Linked DNA regions of Homo sapiens: regions 1 and 2 are each linked to region 3. Evidence: chromatin contacts called from ENCODE Hi-C or POLR2A ChIA-PET data. All regions are on one chromosome and are shown on one strand. Each heading gives the region's core, a stretch centred on a gene start or an enhancer-like site at or near the end of the contact. The rest is flanking DNA. Distances are from core to core; before and after follow the strand shown. Region 1 overlaps SCPEP1 (serine carboxypeptidase 1). Region 2 has its middle 38 kb from the start of CCDC182. Region 3 overlaps MSI2 (musashi RNA binding protein 2).

Region 1 (3,028 bases), core at 162-2,661, 350 kb after region 3:
TTCCCACACAGCATCAAAAGGGGGAAGGGCAGAGGCCTCAGTTTCTCCCTACACAGAAGGGGTTGGAGTATATGGTCTCCCCGTTATGTAATTCCCTGGCTCCATGATTCTCTATGGCACACCCATCCTTGACTCTTCTGCCAAGAGTCCCCAGGAGGCACAGGCAAGGTGGGTTATCCTAAAATGTCATTTAATCAATGAAAGGGGAAGTGGTTTGGGGACGACTTAACAACAGTCTCCAAGGGCTATTTTAAGCCTGTCCCCAACTGATCTGTTGTTCTATATGTGACAAACCAACAGGAAATGGGCCTGAACTCTAGTATACAGAGCGCGTGGTTGGCTTGTTCCATGCCTTCCTACCAGCCTCGTCAGGGACTTCTCTCTAGGGCAGGCTGAGCATCCCTCATTGGAAAATCCAAAATGCTCCACAATTCCAGCCTTTTTGAGTGCCACCATGAGGCCACAAGTGGAACATTTCACACCTGCCCCATGGGCGGCTGCATTCAAAATGCAGGCGCACAACACACAGTTTATTTCTGCATCCCCAAGGGGGTTACAGTACAGTAACCTTTTAATCAAAACACAGCATTGTAGGTAGAGACCGAAAGCTGCTGTTGCTTGCTGTTGCTGTTGTCTAGCAGCTGACACAGGTATTCTGGTCATGCTACTGTGCTGCTCAGTTACTCTGAACACACAACTTTTCCACTGTATTAATGGTATGTTGTATTTCTTACTGTGAAGTACTTATGTGTGACTACATGCAAGAAAAAGATTGCTTATCGGCAGCATATAAATTTGGAGTCAGAAATGATATGATGCCTAACAACCACAGATTGGTTGAAGAGCCATGGGTGGCTGAAATAGCCACCCTTTGCTCTCTAATAACTCAGTGCACACAAACTTTGCTTCATGCACAAAATTATTTAAAATATTGTACGAAAGTACCTTCGGTCTATGTGTATAAGGTGTATATGAAACATAAATGAATTCCATTGCCTAGACTTGGGTCCCATCCCCAAGATATCTCATTATGGATATGCAAATATTCCAAAATAAAAAAAAAATTAAAAATCTGAAACATTTCTGGTTCCAAACATCTCAGATAAGGGGTACTCAACCTGTAACAGTGCTTGCTCTAAGACGTTCTAATTTTCTTTCTTTTAGTCAATATTGAAGGTACTCAGATCCTGAGAGCCATAAATAATGCCCTCTCCCTCTGTGCCCTGCTGCCTTGTTTGTTCTCCCTTTAGATTAAGTCTATTTGTTTATTTATTGATTTACTTTTTGAGACAGAGTCTCACTCTGTCACCCAAGCTTTCAGGCTCAATCAATCCTCCCACCTCACTCAGCCTCCAGAGCAGCTGAGACCACAGGCAGGCGCCACCGCGCCCAGTTGATTTTTGTTCTTTTTTGAGACAGAGTCTCACTCTGTTGCCCAGGCTGGAGTGCAGTGGCGCTATCTCGCCAGCTGGATGCAATGGCACTATCTTGGCTCACTGCAACCTCTGCCTCCCAGGTTCAAGCGATTCTCCTGCCTCAGCCTCCTGAGTAGCTGGGATTACAGGTGCCCACCATCATGCCCAGCTAATTTTTGTATTTTTAGTAAAGATAGGGTTTCTCCATGTTAGCCAAGCTGGTCTCATACTCCTGACCTCAGGTGATCCACCTGCCTTCGCCTCCCAAAATGCTGGGATTACAGGTGTCAGCCACCATACCCAGCCTAGATTAAGTGTCTTTTGAGAGTGGGCTGCTTTCTCTGGCTTCTTAAAGGAAGCTACTGTCTCTTCTCCTCACTACTCATTCATTTTCTCCAGTCTTTCCAATCTGGCTTCTGAGCTTGCCACCTCACCAAAATATCTCACCAACGCAGGTGCCAAGGACATCGGTGTAAGCACATCATCACTCACGTTTCAGCCCTTCCCCTGAGTTCTCACTTAGCACTGCGGGCCCCTCCCTGCTTTGGGGATGCCACGCATCCCTGGTCTCCCTTCTCACTTATCTGGCTGCTCCTTTCTCAGTCTCATTTGTAGGCTCTTCTTCTGCCTTCTGTTCTATAGGCAATTCAAACTCAGCTTGTGCAAATTCCCTCCATCGCAAACCACAATGCTGGAGCAGAAACCTGCAAGCCACCCTTCAGTTCTTTTCTACCCCAAATGATTACCAAGTCCTGCCAATTTTCCCTTCTTTACACTTCACCAAATCCATCTACTTTCCTCCTTTCTGGATTTACCTGACAGCCTCATTGATTGGTCTTTGGCCCCAGGCTTGCCCCATGCCCTCTACTGCTAGAATGGTATTTCTTGGACAAATCTGTTAATTTCACTCCTTTGCTTAAAACCCCTGCTTGGTGCCCTACTGTCTGAACTCCTTAGAGTGGTATGAAAATTCCCCCTCTGCAGCCACCTCCCTCCAGTGTCCATTCCAAGTCCTCGCTGTCTGAGGCTCCTGTGGACCTTGTATTCACTGCTCTCCATGCTCCCCACCTCCTCCTCTTTCCTTAAATCACTCCTACGCATCACGTGGGGCACAATCTTCCAGATCTGCATGCCTGGGCAGGGCACCCTTCCCTGGGCCAAGCCAGCTGTTGACAGTCTCCTTGCCTGTCTGTCTCTAGACCACAAGCTCCTTGAGGACAGGGACTGGGCACCACTCACCCTTGTGCTCGCAGTCTCTAGTGCTAATAGCGGAATTTTGTTAGGAAACTCAAAACACTCCCAAGCCCTAAGTATTTCTTTTTTAATTTTTCTTTTTTTTTTTTTTTTTGAGACAGGGTCTCGCTCTGTCACCCAGGCTGGAGTGCAGTGGCATGATCTTGGCTCACTATAGCTTCTAACTTTCAGGCTCAATCAATCTGCCCACCTCACTCAGCCTCCTGAGCAGCTGAGACCACAGGCATGCGCCACCGTGCCCGGTTGATTTTTGTTCTTTTTTGAGACAGAGTCTCACTCTGTTGCCCAGGCTGGAGTGCAGTGGTGCTATCTCGGCTCACTGCAGCCTCCACCTCCCGGGTTCAAGTGATTCTCGTGCT
Region 2 (3,358 bases), core at 731-3,230, 430 kb before region 3:
CTGCGGGATATGCAAATGTGGAGTTCAGGAGAGGTGCTCAGCTAGAGATATGCATGTGGACAGCGTCGTTGTGCAGCAGTTAAGGCATAAGGCTGAGAGGACGCACAGATACAGCAGAGGCTGGACACCGAGCCAGAGTGTCCTGATGTTTGGGGGTTGAGAAGAGGAGCTTCCAGTCAAAGGTGACAGAGAAGGACTGGCCAGAGAGGTAGGAGGAGAACCAGGGGTGAGTCGAAGGAAGAAGTGCTTCAAGGATCAGGAAGGAGCTGCCCATCAACTACGTCAGTGTCGCTGATGGGTGGAGGGGAGAGGCCTGAGAATGAGCCACGGGATGAACGGTGTGGGTCATGGTGTTTTTGACAAGGGCAGGGAAGGTGAAGTGGGCACAGACAGTTGATTAAGTGGGTTCAAGAGCTAACAGGACAGGAAGGGAGTCACTGAGCGTGTTTCAAGAAATTTGGCCCTCTAGGGGAGGAAAGACATCCGGTGTAAGGGGCTAGCTGGAGGGAGATAGGGTGCAAGGAGTTTTTTTGTTTGTTTGCTTTCTTATATGGGAGATGTTTCAGCATGTTTGTAGTTAATAGATATCCAGTGAAGAGGGAAGATTTGAGAATGCAGGGCTGAGCTGCCCTAAACATAACTTTCCTCCCTTTTCTTTATTGTACAGCTTAGAGCATTGATCAATGTGTTCAGTAATTGTTTGTGGTTGATGTTTCTGTGAATATCTCTGGCATTTATTTCCCCTTTAGGCAAAGTTGCATGTCCCTCAAATGTGCCCATGCGACCAGATCAGATCCATTTAATGATGAAAATGCTTTGAAAAAACAAATCCCCTGACTTTTGTCTACCAGACCCTCTCAGTTGTTCTATCACTTAGTTGTAGAGGTGTCAGCTGAATCAATAATAATAAGCTACTATTATTGAAACCTTAGGATGTGCTTTACATGAATTATCTCTGTAAAACATCACTGTGATGCAGGTACAATTGATGATCTCAATTTAATGAAGAAACAGAAGCTTCAGAGGTTAAACCATATGTCCATAGCGGGGCAGGCGGTGCATGGTAGAGCCAGGTTCCCAACCAGCCCCCGTTGACCTAACCAGGACGCCCTAGAGAACTGCCCCCAACCCAGAGGGGCTGCGGCAGACCTTGGCCACTGCAGGCAGACTTCAGTACCGAGAGACTGCATCCTCTTCCCGCCCGTCTGGGCGACCCGCTGTGCCAGGAAGCAGCTCCGCCCCCTCCCCGACCTGGCTGTGCGACACCACCCGGGCTCGGGCAGCAGGGGGCGCTCTGCTGTCACGAGAGGCGGACCCAACGCGCCGAGAGCCTGGCTCCCGGACTGCGACGACTCCCTCCCCCGCCACCCACACCCCCAGGCTCTCCCCTTCCTCATTCTGCATCAGAGTTTGCTGCTGCTGCTGCTGCTAGCAAAGCTATCTCTATGGAGATTTGTGAAAAACCTCTGCTCTGGTGAAAGGGTCGTGGGGTAGGGGCGGGGTAGAGGTGGGGGGTGGTGGCCCATGGTTTCAGGGTGTTGGTGTTAAAATAGTGGGGACCCGGTGGGGACAGCAGGCTAAGGCCCTCGGCTATGCCCTGGGTCTGGCAGGTGGTAGGTGTCTCGCTCAGCTCCTGGAACGGGTAGATCCGCTGCGGGGCAGGCACTCAAACATCGCTTTGTTTCCTAAGTTCTTTCTGAGCAAGCTTCTTTCTAAGATCCCAAGCACTAGAACCGCTGAAATACAAATTCCTAGTTGGGAAAATCAGATTCCCGTATCTGCAGGGATGCAACAAAGAAGGGCAGCAGTGTCCTGTGGCTTTGAAGTGCATGTCACATGAAACAGGGCGAGGAGGGAAGCAGGTGGCATTAATCCTTCCCCGCCCTCCTCCGCCCCTTCTGCGAGGACACCACTGGCCATTTGCTGCCCTGGTAGCGGGGGAGGCACAGCTGGCCAGGGAGGCCCCAAATCAAAAGGAAGCCATGTGGGCTGGGCGCGGTGGCTCAGGCCTGTAATCCCAGCACTTTGGGAGGCCGAGGTGGGTGGATCACGAGGTCAGGAGTTTGAGACCAACCTGGCCAACATGGTGAAACCCCGTCTCTACTAAAAATATAAAAGTTAGCAGGGCAGGGTGGTGCGTGCCTGTAATCCCAGCTACTCGGGAGACTGAGGCAGGAGAATCACTTGAATCCAGGAGGCGGAGGTTGCAGTGAGCCAAGATCACACCGCTGCACTCCAGCCTGGGCGACTCCATCTCAGAAAAAAAAAGGAAGCCATGTGGTGGGTGCCTGAGCCTGGCGCCACCACAGCTGCTGGCTGCATGTGACAGCTCCAGTCCTGACCAGAGGGCCTCAAGTCGCATGGGAAGGAGGGGGTGGGGACACAGCTGCTCCCACCCGGAGCATGGCCCTCCTTAGCCCAAGCTGGGACCCACAAGCCCAGACCCAGAAGCAGAGATGTGAGGGAGGAGGAGCCGGATGTTTCCTCTTTCCAAAAGATTCCAGAATTGGCTTGGCTGCGTGGCCCCTTGCCCCTGCTGACAGCCCCCACACTTCCTGATTAAGTCTGGCTTCCCCAGGTGGCTGCTGCCCAGGACTCCCAGATGCAGCTGTGGGTGGCAGGAAGCAACCAGTGTCCTGGCATCACCCCAGACACAAACCTGGTCCCTGATTTGACAGCATCGCGTTGCCCTCCACCCACTGATGTGGTTAGAGCCACACATTGAGGGGCACAGAAAGCCCCCTCCTGCTGTGAGTTCTTTGCATTTTGCCTTTCCCTCTTGGAAGCAGCCAGTCCCAGAGCTGTCCTGATCTGTTTAGAACTACAGCTATTCCACCCTGCGCCTGCCAAGTGTAGCTGTACTTCCTGTGGACTAGATCTAAACAAACACAAAAATTCAAAGTGCGACAAGTATCAATCTCCTATCGAATGCGAAAAGTAAAGGAAGCACCTCACCCTCAAGGGACTTGTAATCTAGTTGAAGAGACGAGATCCAAATACGTGGGGAGTTCAGTATCTGGGAACAGTGAACATATCAGTTTCGACTACAGAAGAAGAGATGTCACAGGTCCCTTTGTGATTAATTATCAAGTGAGTGGTTCTGACAGTGATTGCTCCCCTTGTCTAGGGGAGAGAGGGCGTGCTTCAGGCTTTTGTGGTCAGGAACACTGGACTGGGGCAGGGGGCAGGGATGGTGCTGATGGGATGGAGGCCTGGGTTTGAGTTGCTTCTTGAAGGCTGAATGCATCAGAGCCTATAAATAGAACTCATGATTCTTTTTGCTTTGGAAAACATACAGACTAACCATCCTTTCTAGATTAGTGCCTGATTCCAGTTTACTGCCCTCCCGTCATCAGGG
Region 3 (2,892 bases), core at 195-2,694:
AACACTCCTCAAAAGATGATACGTTGCTAGGGCTGGGCCCTAGCAACATATCATCTTCGATTTCACCTACAATCTTCTTGACCATATTTACATTTTAACATGTACAACACTTTAGGTACAGACACTTCTATAAAACTGTTAGAAGTGCAATGAAAATCAGCACTTCTTTTATTTGTCCTAAAATTATTTTCCTCAAACCTTGTACTTATGGTTTTCATGGAATTTGTGTGACCTTCCCTCTTTTAACCTCACTGGGCCATTTCATTTGCACAATGAAAGCTTTGATCTAACAAACCTCCAAGGCCCCCTCCAAACGCTAATGACTAGGATCTCACATCCCATATTCACCTTTCTAATACATCACTTTCATACTCAACCTTCTCCAATCTCACTTTTCCAAAAGATCCTTGTACTAGTGATGACTTTCTAGGATGACCATTAGTCCATAAGATGCCTTTGCATGAATCAGAAAAAGATGCTTCCTTCCTTCAAATGGACGCAGCCTGGCCTCAGAGCCTTGAGTCATTCAAGGTGTTACCTGGCAAGCCCTTAACCTTAAATATCATTGCAATCTTCAGAAGAGCCAGCTTCAGCCCATGAATGCAACCACCCAGGAGAAAAAATGCCTGAAGGAGTCATTCTGGTTTTACAGGTACAAATGCTGTCCATAAACACACACACACACACACACACACCCCCCCACACACACAGAAAAACCCACGAAGATCTTTCTCTTCTTCCCTCTGCCCTCAACTTTTCACTGATGCTTTTCTTTAAGGGCAAATAGTTGCCAAGGTCTATAACTGCAAGCTTTGCAACTCCCCGTGGGAGCCAAGCCTGCCAAGTGTGGTGCCTCAAATAGCAGCCCCCAAAGCTGTGGGGTTCACTGAGTATCATTCAAGACAGAAGCAGGAAAGCATGTGTGTGACCACAAGACCTCAGAAAGGAGATGGGGCTGTACAGAGATCCTGGCTGGATGATCAAGTCACTAAGGTCAAAGGTAAGGGCAAAGACTCAGTCAAGAGAAACAACAGAGCACCTTCAGCTCATCAAAAAAAAAGATTAATGTATTAATCGGAACACTAAGCATTTCTCCCTTGAGTATTTTCTCTTCCTATTTACTGATCAAATCTTTGTGAATGAAAGCACAATCCTCTTACTGGATCAAGAACGACACATACACAAAAGCCCCTCAACTGAAAAATCAAGTCGGGCAGGTCATGATTTCACCTTTATGTGAACAGGATGCAACCACAAAGGCCTGGATAGGGAGCTGGTGGCGCAGCTCCCACCAGCGTCATCGTTAATAAGTAAGCAGCAGCGGCCTATGCAAAGCTCTCCTCGCCCTGGCAAGCACACTGACCAGGTCTGAGCAGGCACGACCCAGCGGTGCCAAGAAAGCACAAGGTCTGGGGCAGAGCAGGAGGGAGGGGAGGTGTCTGTGTGCTGCCGAATGAAGCTCAAGTGGCTGGATCCAGCTCCGAAGGCCAGAAGCTCTAAGCAGCCCCTTCTACACCACACCACCCACTTCCTAATGTTGTTTTTCCCACCGGCGGTGGACTCTGACTCTGGGTGGCCTTGGGGGTCCTGGAGCTTAAGACCATGCAGAAGCTGTCACTCGGGAGACCAGAAGTTCAGAAGTAGGAGCTGCAGCCGCCTGGGTCTGTGGTTCTTGGCTGCCCCGAGAGGCAGTTCCTCTGCTTGGGGAGAAAGCAGGGTCTTTGTGGCAGTGAACAAGGCTGTCCTCAAGGAGAAACGGGGCCAGAGCTGCTTTGTTTTCTCAGGAAGGCCTGAATCATTAAGGAGAGAGCAAGCTCTCGAGCACACAAGATGAGAACAAATCAGCCCCGAGAAGCGGGGAAGGGTCTACTGAATGGGCCCTGGGCAGCTGGCCTGGGAGGTGCAATGTTGGAGCGTCTCAACCGGTCCAAAATAACCACACCAATTTGCACACGAATAAGCAAACACAAAACCCCAAAGCGAGGACATTCAAAACCGAAAGCAGCTGCTAATCACCTGTTTAATTTTTTTTTTCTTAAATTAGCTGCAACGAAGAATTTTCAAACTCTCAAATACAATACACGGCTTAACATTTTCATACACCTGTAAAACCAGTAAGTTAAATCCCATTACAAAAGACTCCAACTTATAAAGGAGCAGTTCAAATACAGTTCTTATCAAATATAAACAATGGAAAATGATTTAGGCATAAAACATCAGTCACTGGAAATTAACATTTGAAAAAAATTTTTTTACATAAAAACCATCTGTGTATTGAGATGGTGCACTCTGCTAAACCACAGGCCTAATTAGGAAACTAGGAACCAAGGCATTACAGAGCAATGCATTAAGTTTTGTGTGTTTTCGTCTTTGGGGGAGGGGGGATCTTGCTGAAATCTTATCAATACTGTGTTGTTCTTTCTTCTCTGTACATCTAAAATGATGTCTATGTCGGATTGCTAAGAGTGCTTTTGGCTGACAGACAAAACACAACTTGTCTTAGTCTGGGGTGGTTCTCCCTGCTGACGTCCCCACCCAAGGATAATCTGCTTAAGAGTCCAACCAGGGCATCAAAGTTATCAAGAAGATAAAAATGAAGAAACATGCCCGCCAAAAAAGAAGTTATGCAAAGAGGGGAGATCTGGTATGTGTGGGTAGTAAGGTCCAGAATTAAACCTTTCTTTCCCCGTCACTCTCTTTCCTAAGCAAAAGATTAAAAAAGACTGGCCAGGCACGGTGGCTCAAGCCTGTAATCCCAGCACTTTGGGAGGCTGAGGCGGGCAGATCACCTGAGGTCAGGAGTTCGGGACCAGCCTGGCCAACGTGGCGAAAACCCAACTCTACTAAAAACAGAAAAAATTAGCTGGGCGTGGGGGTGGGTGCCTGTAATCC

Evidence for each region. Hi-C counts contacts between places; a loop is a spot of excess contacts on that map. ChIA-PET counts read pairs that join two places held with the same protein, here RNA polymerase II (POLR2A). Pooled maps may share reads with other maps.
Region 1: a pooled map shows a loop between it and region 3 (9-fold over the local background). The contact joins two enhancer-like sites. A Hi-C loop is called at or near these places in 1 of 37 single-sample maps with no recorded cell type and 3 of 50 pooled maps. POLR2A ChIA-PET finds 5 or more read pairs at or near these places in 1 of 52 experiments (Panc1).
Region 2: a loop to region 3 is called in a pooled map, with 3 times the contacts of the local background. The contact joins two enhancer-like sites. A Hi-C loop is called at or near these places in 1 of 50 pooled maps. POLR2A ChIA-PET finds 5 or more read pairs at or near these places in 2 of 52 experiments (WTC11 and activated T-cell).

Annotation. Positions count from the first base shown.
Region 1 is chr17:57,002,610-57,005,637 of GRCh38, reverse strand. The region is part of intron 12 of SCPEP1 (serine carboxypeptidase 1); the gene reads right to left. Among named protein-coding and RNA genes, the nearest start is that of SCPEP1, 26 kb to the right of the region's middle. Within about 2 kb of position 1,411, at least 3 of the 41 ENCODE cell types and tissues checked have a DNase peak (open chromatin) inside an H3K27ac peak, as active enhancers do.
Region 2 is chr17:57,781,378-57,784,735 of GRCh38, reverse strand. No RefSeq gene overlaps it. Among named protein-coding and RNA genes, the nearest start is that of CCDC182, 38 kb to the right of the region's middle. RefSeq lists a silencer at 1,176-1,355. Within about 2 kb of position 1,980, at least 6 of the 41 ENCODE cell types and tissues checked have a DNase peak (open chromatin) inside an H3K27ac peak, as active enhancers do.
Region 3 is chr17:57,356,008-57,358,899 of GRCh38, reverse strand. The region is part of intron 5 of MSI2 (musashi RNA binding protein 2); the gene reads right to left. Among named protein-coding and RNA genes, the nearest start is that of MSI2, 100 kb to the right of the region's middle. Within about 2 kb of position 1,444, at least 23 of the 41 ENCODE cell types and tissues checked have a DNase peak (open chromatin) inside an H3K27ac peak, as active enhancers do.